Regions from separate parts of the Mus musculus genome. Here regions 2 and 3 are each linked to region 1. The links are chromatin contacts, found by Hi-C or POLR2A ChIA-PET in ENCODE. All regions are on one chromosome and are shown on one strand. Each heading gives the region's core, a stretch centred on a gene start or an enhancer-like site at or near the end of the contact. The rest is flanking DNA. Distances are from core to core; before and after follow the strand shown. Region 1 holds the start of Azin2 (antizyme inhibitor 2). Region 2 holds the start of Rnf19b (ring finger protein 19B). Region 3 has its middle 25 kb from the start of Rnf19b.

Region 1 (3,137 bases), core at 341-2,840:
GAAACAGCACCTCACATACACAGCGACTCTGCTCTAACTGAGCAGAGCGCAAGCCTGAGCATGAAGCCGGAAGTGCGGCTGGGGGTCCTGGGGCAGTGGGGAGCTGTTGTGGGATTCTGTTCCGGAGACTTGCAGCAGGTGGGAGAAACAGGAGAAGGTCCTGGGGGCTTCGGAGAGAAGAGGACCAACCACAAGGGAGGTTCTCCCGTGAAGTTCCTGGAGCTGGGTATGCCTGAGTGTAGAAGGGGAGAGCGCAAAAGGCAGGTACTCCGAAGTTCCCACCTGGAGTGCTGGGGAGACCGTGAAGGTGGAGATACTGTTCTTTTCTCAAGTCAGGAAACACAGGGAGGGCAGATGTGGGGGCAAGGACCAAGAATTGGAGATAAAGGGGACAATCTAGTAAATATCAAGTAAACAAATACCAATACCGAGAGAATGGGAGGTCTCCTACAGAGAAGAGGACAGGCAACCAACCCACACCCATTTCCATCCCCTCACCGAGGTGGCCTGGGAGGCCCCCAGAGTGAGCTCCTCCAGCAGATCCCGGGTGCTGAAGCCCTCCTCCACCATCACAAAGTCCGATTCACTCAGATAGCCAGCCATGCTGAGCAGGAGGAGCCCAGGGGCTGGAGGAAACCGCTGCCTTGGAGCACCGCTGGCTGCCTTGGCCACCGCCTTAGAAAGTATGCAACACACTGTGGGGAGAGGGAGATGGAGGAAACCGCTGGGGAACAGGCTGCATCCCTCACCTCCCCAGGCCTACGGTCCCTGCCCAGTCATGTTCTGTGCCCTTGCCCAAGCCTGAGAAGCCGAGGTTCGCTGGGAATGGTGAAGTTATGTCTGCTAGAGCCTCAATTACCCCCATCTGTTAAATGGGATTGGTTTGGAGTTCTTTTCCAGTTCTGAAATTTGAAATTGGAAGAAAAAAAATGTGGGGACAGATCTGAGAAACCTAGTTGGGGAAGTCTCCTTCCAATTGAAGGATTTCTCCAGTCCAGACTACACCTACCTAAAGGGCCAAAAAAAAAAAAAACAAAACCCGTGAGCTTGAGTTCGAGTCGGCTCTCTGCTTCATGACCTTGGGTCAGTTTCCCCATTTATAAAAGGTTGGTCCTGACACACTAAGAATGCTCTATGAGCCACGGGTGGGTTCTGTCCGCGGGACGGCTCTCTCAAGTGCAGGGCGGGGGTCCCGCACCCCAACCCCAGGCCTCCTTACCAAGCCCCGTCCTCCTTCGCGGGGGCCAGAGCCAGGCGCGCTGCTAGGGGGGGTCGCCGGTGACCTCGAAACTTGTGCAACACCCCGAGGAGGAGTGGCAATTGCGGAGCCGAGGCCCCTGCTGAGAGGAGGCAAGGGGGGCCGGGGGAAGGGTCAGCGCCCAAAGCCGAGGACGCCCGCTCCCCGAGGCTCCCCCCCAGCCATCTCCTGCACTCGCCTTAAAACGCATTTACACGGCTTCGGCCCATAGGTCTCCCCAGCGAGTGAATCGGATCCTCGGCGCCTCCGCTCGCTCGCTCCCCCCGGCTCCGGCCCCGCGGCCTGCGCCCCGCGCGCCCAGCAGCCACCGACCCCACGCCCCGCCTTGCGCCCGCCGCTCGCTTATATAAGCCCCGCCCTAGCCCCGCCCCGGTGCCCTGGCCCCGCCCCTGCCTGCTCCGTAGCCAGGGCAACCGGGTGCCGCCAGCCCATTGGTCGATTCGGACATAAAGCATTCAGCCCTGCGAGGCTGCTCCGCAAAGCTGCGCAGCTAAGCAAGCTGGCTGACTGATGTCCGCGGAGGTCCACGCGGGGAAATCCTTCGAATCCTAGGCGTCTACGTGGTCTGAGCCGCAGATCCTGCGTCCTGCGTCTCAAAAAGTGACTCCGGAAAACTTTTCTGTCCCTGGCTGAAGTCGATGGCCCCCTGCTCCTCCCCTGGTGAAGTTCTGGCTCCGCCCTTGGAGCCCAAACCTCTCCTGTCTTATTTTGTAATATGACCTTTTACTTAATCGCCTCTTCTAGGCATTTTAAACTCCCAACTCAAATGCCAGCTAAAATGTATTCAAATAGAATTTTTGTGGCTTCACGAGCTCGGGGTGATGCCTTCATTCTCAGAATCCACAAGACTCTGGTGAAATGTGGCTTCGACTCAAAGCATGTCTCCTCTTCTATACACAAATCCCTGTTCATCCATCAGAGTCCAGTGTAATATCTTCCTCTATCGGACCATCCCTGGCCCCGAAACGCAATGGGACTCACAGTCCTTGTCTCTGTCTGACCCCTCCCCTCCTTCCCTTGAGCCTTAATATCAGTTGCTGAGATACCCGCACCTGCTTTCCTTTTTTTTTTTTTTGCCTGATAAAACATCTCAGCTTTGTGCACTCCAAGGGCAGGGACTGAGAGCCGGGCTCCTTGGAGTGCTTAGCATGCGCAGGGTGTTGCTCAGAAGCTAATTCAAGAGTTCTCCGGGTAGAAGTCCGAATGCTGCTTGTCTCTGCGCATGTGGCTGCTGACTGGGAAGAGACAGAATGGAACCTTTCCGGTGCTTGGTAATGGTTACAGGTGTGTGTGTGTGTGTGTGTGTGTGTGTGTGTGTGTGTGCGCGCGCGCGCTCCTTGAGTTATACACATATGATTAATGCCCTGTTGTACCTGTTATGTATACTACGTTAAGAGTTTGCAAGTTTTAGCCGGATGTGGTGGCGCACGCCTTTAATCCCAGCACTTGGGAGGCAGAGGCAGGCGGATTTCTGAGTTCGAGGTCAGCCTTGTCTACAAAGTGAGTTCCAGGACAGCCAGGGCTATACAGAGAAACCCTGTCTCGGAAAAAAAAAAAAAAAAAAAAAAAGAGTTTACAAGTTTTAAGCCAGGCATGGTGGCCCATAGCTTTAATCCCAGCAAATCTCTTAGTTCGAAGCCAGCCTATTCTACACAGAGATCTACTACCAGAGCTACACAGAGAAATCCTGTCTCAAAAAAACAAGAAAAAAAATTACAAATTTTAAGAAAACCCTTGGTAGGGTTGGAGAGATGGCTCAGAGGTTAAGAGCACTTGTTGCTCTTTCGAAGGACCAGGTTCAATTCCTAGAACCCACGTGGGAACTCCACCTAATTCCACACCCTCATCTGACTCCCCTGATCACCAGGCACAAATGTGG
Region 2 (3,137 bases), core at 398-2,897, 96 kb after region 1:
AATCCAACCAAATTGATAGCAAAGAGTAACCATCAAGGCAGGTTTCCACGGGTGGGGAAAATATGTCCTGCGTTAAAGCCATCGAGCTATTTAGAATATTTGTTAACACGACAGACAGAGCCTAGCCGAGTGTCATACAGACCCAGCAAGAGCTGGAGCTGGTGACGTGTTCACGGAAGTGTGTTTTAGCTATCTAGCATTAAACCTCTTTTCTTCTTAAGGAAAACTACCCTTCTGCCCTACACACACACACACACACACACACACACACACACACACACACACACACACAAAGTCCTGGTGTTGTCAATTCCAGCCGTCATATTTTTCTGTCCTTCTCTTTCTTGGGTTCTTGGCAGCATTTGTCACAATTGACGGCTGACCACTTCCTCTTGCAAACAAATTGTCTTGGCATCTATGACATCACACCTGCTTGATCATCTATGACATCATACCTTCTTAGGCCACTAGACCCTGTTCTTAGTTTTCATTACCGGACATTTCTTCCAATGGGCTTCGTTTGCTGTGTTGTTGTAATCTCAAAAGTTTAAAGAGTTGCGGATCTGGTTTTAAGTATTGGCCAGGAAAAAAAAATCAAACAACTTACTATGTTCACATATCTGTTCCTACATTGCACGATCCCCACCCCCATCTCCTTAAGGCATGCTAGACAAGTGAATCACTGTAAGCCTTCACTGCCATTCCTTATTAATAACAAGACACTGTTTTTATCTTTAAAGAAAGATGCATCAAGATGATTGTTTTAACCAATGAGATTCAAGCAAAACTGGGCAGAACTTCCTAAGCAGTCTTCTTAAAATAAGACATTTTTCTTCCCACCGTTTGGAATATGGCAGAATGAGGTGAGCTTAAGACAGAAGCTTGAACTGTCGATCTTCGGACATATTTTTCATGGAAAGAAAATTCTCTATCATAAGCCTCCCTCTCTCATTTCTCTAAGCCAAAATCTAATCCTGACCTGGCTTTGCTGCTGTTGAAGGTATTTGCTTTTCTCATCACCAAGCCTAAGGGTCTTTTGTTAGAGGAACTGGGGAAGGGGGACTGAAAGAAACCATTTCTAGAAGCGAAATTGTTGGGCCTCTTTCTACCAACAGTGACTAACCAGAGTACCTGAGAGATACAGCTTAGGAGTAAGTTCACTAGTTGACAGAAAACAGCAAATGCTAGAATGAAAACTCTGGACTCATTCTTGAAGATAGGGGAGCCTGCCTGTCTTATCTAGAAGTGCGGCTCACTTTGAGGATCTTCAATGAGTGACTATATTCCTTACCACTTAATGGCTAGCATCAACAGAAATGTTGGGCGGTGGATCGGCGGGAATCACTACCAGATCAACGCTCGTCTTCTTTTTACAGACGAAATGAAGGCATCCTCATTGAAAAGAAGACCCCTGACTCCTGGACAAGGAACGGAGGGTGGAGCCTGTGCAAAATATGGCTGCGCCGGACCACCTGACCGCAGAAGGCGGGGCTTCGCCGCAGCCTGCAGGCCCCGCCCTCCAGGCCCCGCCCAGCTCCTCTCGCGGGGCCGCGCGGGTTGTGAGGTGTCTGAGGCCGGCGCCTGCGCAGTTGCCCGCGGCGCGCGGGGCGGAGGCTTTATAACCACTTCGTAGCGGCTGGTCGGCTTCTGTCTCTGGGAGGACTGCCGAGGCGGTGGCGGCGGCGGCGGCGGCCGGGGCGCCGGCTGGGAGGGGGCGCTGAGGCGGGAGCTACGGCGGCGCTGGGCGCCCCTGGCTCCTCAGCCTCTGCGGGCCATGGGCTCCGAGAAGGACTCCGAGTCGCCGCGCTCCACCTCGCTCCATGCGGCCGCCCCCGACCCTAAGTGCCGCAGCGGCGGCCGGCGCCGGCGCCTCACCTTCCACAGCGTCTTCTCCGCCTCGGCCCGCGGCCGCCGCGCCCGGACCAAGCCTCAGGCCGAACCGCCGCCCCCGGCTGCGCCGCCGCCGCCGCCGCCGCCCGCTCCGGCCCCGGTTGAGGCTCAGGCCCCGCCGGTGGAAGCTCTGCCCTCCGAGCCCGCTGCCGAGGCTGAGGCGGAGGCCGTGGCTGCCGGGCCGGAGGAGGACGAGGCGGCGGAGGGCGGCGGCGCGGAGGAGGTGGAGTGCCCGCTGTGCCTGGTGCGCCTGCCGCCCGAGCGGGCCCCGCGCCTCCTCAGCTGCCCGCATCGCTCGTGCCGGGACTGCCTCCGCCACTACCTGCGCCTGGAGATCAGCGAGAGCCGCGTGCCCATCAGCTGCCCCGAGTGCAGCGAGCGGCTCAACCCACACGACATCCGTCTGCTGCTGGCCGACCCGCCGCTCATGCACAAGTACGAAGAGTTCATGCTGCGCCGGTACCTGGCCTCGGACCCCGACTGCCGCTGGTGTCCGGCCCCTGACTGCGGGTGAGCGCGGGGGCGTGGCCGCGGGGGTCGTCCCGGGTGCAACGGGTGTCACACACCTTGAGGGAGGAGAGGATGGTGCCCAGCAGGAGGTAGAGGACGGACGATCACGAGTAACCGACCCTCAGACCAGCCTTGCAACCGGTCTGATGGCACTCAGCACCCTATACCTACTTGCTTGAGGTGGCTTGAGGTGGTGGCTGAGTGCTAAGAGAAGGGAACTGTCCATTAAGTCAGAATATCCGGGTGAGCAGGGGTTTTTTTTGTTTTGTTTTGTTTTCTTTCTCTTTGCCCAGGAAGGGAGAGGTGTGTGTATGTGCGTGTTATCGTAATGATTGAGAAGGAATATTTGTTATAGGAGAGAGAATGAAAATGTCCTACTGAAGGGGCCGCGCTTCCGAGGGGTGTGTCCATATGGCTAGGGGCGCACTTAGCAGCAGCATTGCAGAAGGCGTGTTCTTCCACACAACCGCTGCTGAAAGTTGAGATGCAGATGATGAGAGAAGGCAGCTCACTAACAGCTCTAGGGGCACCCTGGGCACTGCGTGCTGTGCTAAGCCACTGGCAGGCACCTTGTGGTTCCTAACGTGCTGCCGAGGGCAAAGTCACAACAGACTTTTTGACCAGAAAAATCAATAGGGCTCAGAGGCGGTGTCTACCCAGAAGTTGATCTGGTGTGAGAAAATGTGTTTGCCTACCTTTTCAGTCTTGAAATCTGTATGACAGTCTTTTTAATGTTC
Region 3 (3,137 bases), core at 251-2,750, 70 kb after region 1:
GGAGGGAGGGAGAGAGGGAGAGAGGGAGGGAGGGAGGGAGGGAGGAAGGGAGGAAGGAAGGAAGGAAGGAAGGAAGGAAGGAAGGAAGGAAGGAAGGAAGGAAGGAAAAGAAAGAAGGAAAAGAAAGAAGGAAGGACAAAAAAACAAACAAAAACAAAACAAAAACAGTACTCATGTTTAGATCTGTGGTTACTTTGTCCCTTCCCCACCAGTCTGAAACCCCTAAGGACAAAGATGTCCACTTGTGTGTCTCCAGTGTCAGCACAAGGCTGACCATACAAAGTATCCCAAGGTGTTTCTCACAGTTGGGGGTACACGTGAGGGCCACAAAGGGTGACTTTCAGAGAACAGTCTTCAGGACTAGGGGGCTTGTGTACATGTGCGAGATGTTGCTGAGGACGCTCTACTCAGAGTTGCTGACTCTGGCTCTTGGGTACACGGACGCAACCTCTGATTTAGAGAACCCCAGAAGAGGAGTGTGTCAGACCGGAAGATAAGGGCACTGGGAACCTGAACTCATGAATGAAAGTCTGGAGACGAGAGCAGGAGAGCTTGAGGAAGAACTGAATGCCAGTGGCAAAGAATTCTGGGTGAAAGCTGGGGCTGGTTTGTCCTTGGGGACAATGGAAATGCCATAGGCCATATGGGGATTATTCTAAAGGTTTCTTCCAGTAACATGTTGGGGTTGTACATCTCTAATTTCTCAGTGTGTACAGAGACATGAGGCTAACCCATCCATACATTCGTGTCTATTTCTCCTCCCACTTTTTTTTTAAACAGAGTTTATGCTTGTAGTCCAGGTTAGATTCTACATTGCCATCTTCCTACTGTAACCTCCCAAGTGCTGGGAGTTCAGGCCTGGGTCCTCACATCTGGCTAGCGTCCACTTTTCTGTTCAATAAAATCTTTATGCTCATCACTCATTTAAACTTAGTGACCCCATAAGTGGGAAAGGGTGAGACACCTATTGGACAAACAGAGAAACTAAAAGCAGAGAGGTGAAGGGGACCCGCCATGGCCACAGCTCAAGAGCAGGTCAGAGGCCTGAGATCCTTGAAGAGCTCATACCTCTTCTCTTTTACAGAGAAAGGAAAGGGGACCGATGGGGAATGGCCCTACTTAGCTGATGAGGAAGTACGTGCAGAAGGCTCTCTAAGCCTCAGTGAGCAGCCACTGAGTCCTCCAACCGTCCTCGGTAATGCTTCCTCTCTAGACAGAACCGTCCAACAGCCCAGGGTTTACAAAATAGCTTGCCTTAGCCACAGCATCTTGGGCTCAATATTATTACCACTCCAGAGCATCTGTCACTCCCCCAGAAAGGGAAAGGACCTCCCATGACACCCAGCAAACCAGGAGCTTACAGCAAGAGCCATCTCCCTGCATCTTACCTCAGAACAGCAAAGCAGAGTGGTCTGCCTGATAGCACCCATCTCTGAATGCAAAACTACCTTGGGAGGGGCAGGTTCCCTGGCCAAAGATGGCAAGCAGCTGGTATGAGGCCTCACCAGGTCAGCTACGTTGTTGTTCTAACATGGCCCCAAGTGAAACCTGGACTGAACACCAGGTACTTTCTCATGGAGGTGGGGGTGGAGCAGCTACAGTGTCTGCCCCCACATCCCACTATGAGAACACGGTAGGAGTTGGGGGTTTCCACTCAGATCCTAGCAAGTTGCTCCATCATTCTGTCTGACCACAACCACTTCCTCCTCTAAAAACTCCCTTCCCGCAGGCCCTGACACCAGCCAGGCCCTCAGCGAAGAGAATCCCCCCCACGATCTGGTTTGTTAGCTGTGGCCAAACCAGGCTCAGGAATGTCACAGAAGGTCCCATCTGACTTCAAGTTGTGGTATGGAGGGTGGAAGAAAGAGCTGGCTCTGAAGCCATTTAGCCTTTTCTAGGGGGAGGACACACTGTTCTCATCCTGCAGTGCACCTCCTAAACAGAGGCCTTAGTCCCCAGGGATGGGAGCAGCTGTCATCCCTGGTCATTTTATAGGTAAGGAAGCTGAAGCTGGAGCCGAATTCAGGGTAACCCCAGTTTTTCTCAACGAGTTCTCTGTTCCTCTCAGAGACCTGCTCAGTGAACTTAAAATAGTCCAGAGCGTCAAGTTGTTTGTTTTGCTTTTGCTTTGGGGACTTTTTGGAGGTTGCCTGGGAGAAAGTGAAGATGCTGCCTAAGCAATCAAAAAGAGGAAGAGACAGCCCCTCCACCCCATTTCCAGGTCCAGAAACAGATAAGACCACACAGCAAGCAAGCGAAGGTCTGGGTTAGAGCTCGCCGAAAGCACTGTCGGGCTTGGACCCAGCCAGACTGCTGCCTCCAGTCAACACTATTTTTAGTCAGCCTTGGACTGGAGTCTGGCCAGTGATCGCTCCACAGGTGGGGCTGCAGACGGAGAACTGCATTCCAAAGTCAGACTTCAACTGATTCAGTCAGTGTGTCAGGCTTGGGGTGGAGGCATCCCTCACTCTGGCTGTTTCCACTCCTCCAGCCCCGCCCTGCTCCACCACGCCCCCTGTACTCCCTCCTTCCCGGGCTTCCGGAGGCCTCGTCTCTAGGTACTGTAACCAGAGAGCTAGGCCTACCTGTCCCAAGATGTCAGAGAGCCTTGTCTGCTATGACAAAGCCTGTTAAAGGAGGTAGGGCCCTCTCTGTAGTAGGAGGGGCCGGGGTGGGGGGTGGTTCTATCGAATGACATCATCCGCAGGTCCTCCTCACCCAGCCTGCCAGCCCTTCAGTCACAGTCAGTCTCCCAAATGTTCATTCCTTTCTTCTACAACCCATTATCCAATGCTTGCTTCCTTGCTCGCTCGCTCCACACTTCTCAGCAGCCATAGTAGGTCACGCGCACCTTGTTAGATACCGGGAGCAGAGAAATGAACAAGATGGTATGTGGCCCTTACCCTGGAAGAGCTTCCAGTAGCAGGGCATAAAATGGTTAGTGACGGTCACTACTCAACATGCAGACACCAGACACATGCTGCAAGACAGAGGGAGGAGAAGGAACAGGGTAGCGAGATGCAGAACAAGGCCAGGTAGGTTACCTCTGACCAGATTAGAGCGAGTAGCAGTCAGCCAGGGCAAGTTCTTGCCCCCACTCTGAGCTTTTTGCAGACCCTGACTGCAAGATTAGTTTC

The links. Hi-C counts contacts between places; a loop is a spot of excess contacts on that map. ChIA-PET counts read pairs that join two places held with the same protein, here RNA polymerase II (POLR2A).
Region 2: POLR2A ChIA-PET joins it to region 1 with 42 read pairs in embryonic stem cell. The contact joins the promoter of Rnf19b here to the promoter of Azin2 in region 1. POLR2A ChIA-PET finds 5 or more read pairs at or near these places in 4 of 5 experiments (Patski and embryonic stem cell).
Region 3: POLR2A ChIA-PET joins it to region 1 with 10 read pairs in Patski. The contact joins the enhancer-like site here to the promoter of Azin2 in region 1. A Hi-C loop is called at or near these places in 1 of 37 maps with a recorded cell type or tissue (CH12.LX). POLR2A ChIA-PET finds 5 or more read pairs at or near these places in 4 of 5 experiments (Patski and embryonic stem cell).

Annotation. Positions count from the first base shown.
Region 1 is chr4:128,960,865-128,964,001 of GRCm38, forward strand. Azin2 (antizyme inhibitor 2) reads right to left here and starts at 1,591. Exons shown (of 11, transcript NM_172875.4): 1 at 1,437-1,591; 2 at 1,220-1,340; 3 at 499-695. The coding sequence starts at 603.
Region 2 is chr4:129,056,497-129,059,633 of GRCm38, forward strand. It overlaps Rnf19b (ring finger protein 19B), which reads left to right and starts at 1,648. Exons shown (of 9, transcript NM_029219.2): 1 at 1,648-2,400. The coding sequence starts at 1,775. It overlaps 1700086P04Rik (a long non-coding RNA gene), which reads right to left and starts at 1,657. Exons shown (of 2, transcript XR_868180.3): 1 at 1,292-1,657.
Region 3 is chr4:129,031,176-129,034,312 of GRCm38, forward strand. No RefSeq gene overlaps it. Among named protein-coding and RNA genes, the nearest start is that of Rnf19b, 25 kb to the right of the region's middle. Within about 2 kb of position 1,501, at least 1 of the 3 ENCODE cell types and tissues checked has a DNase peak (open chromatin) inside an H3K27ac peak, as active enhancers do.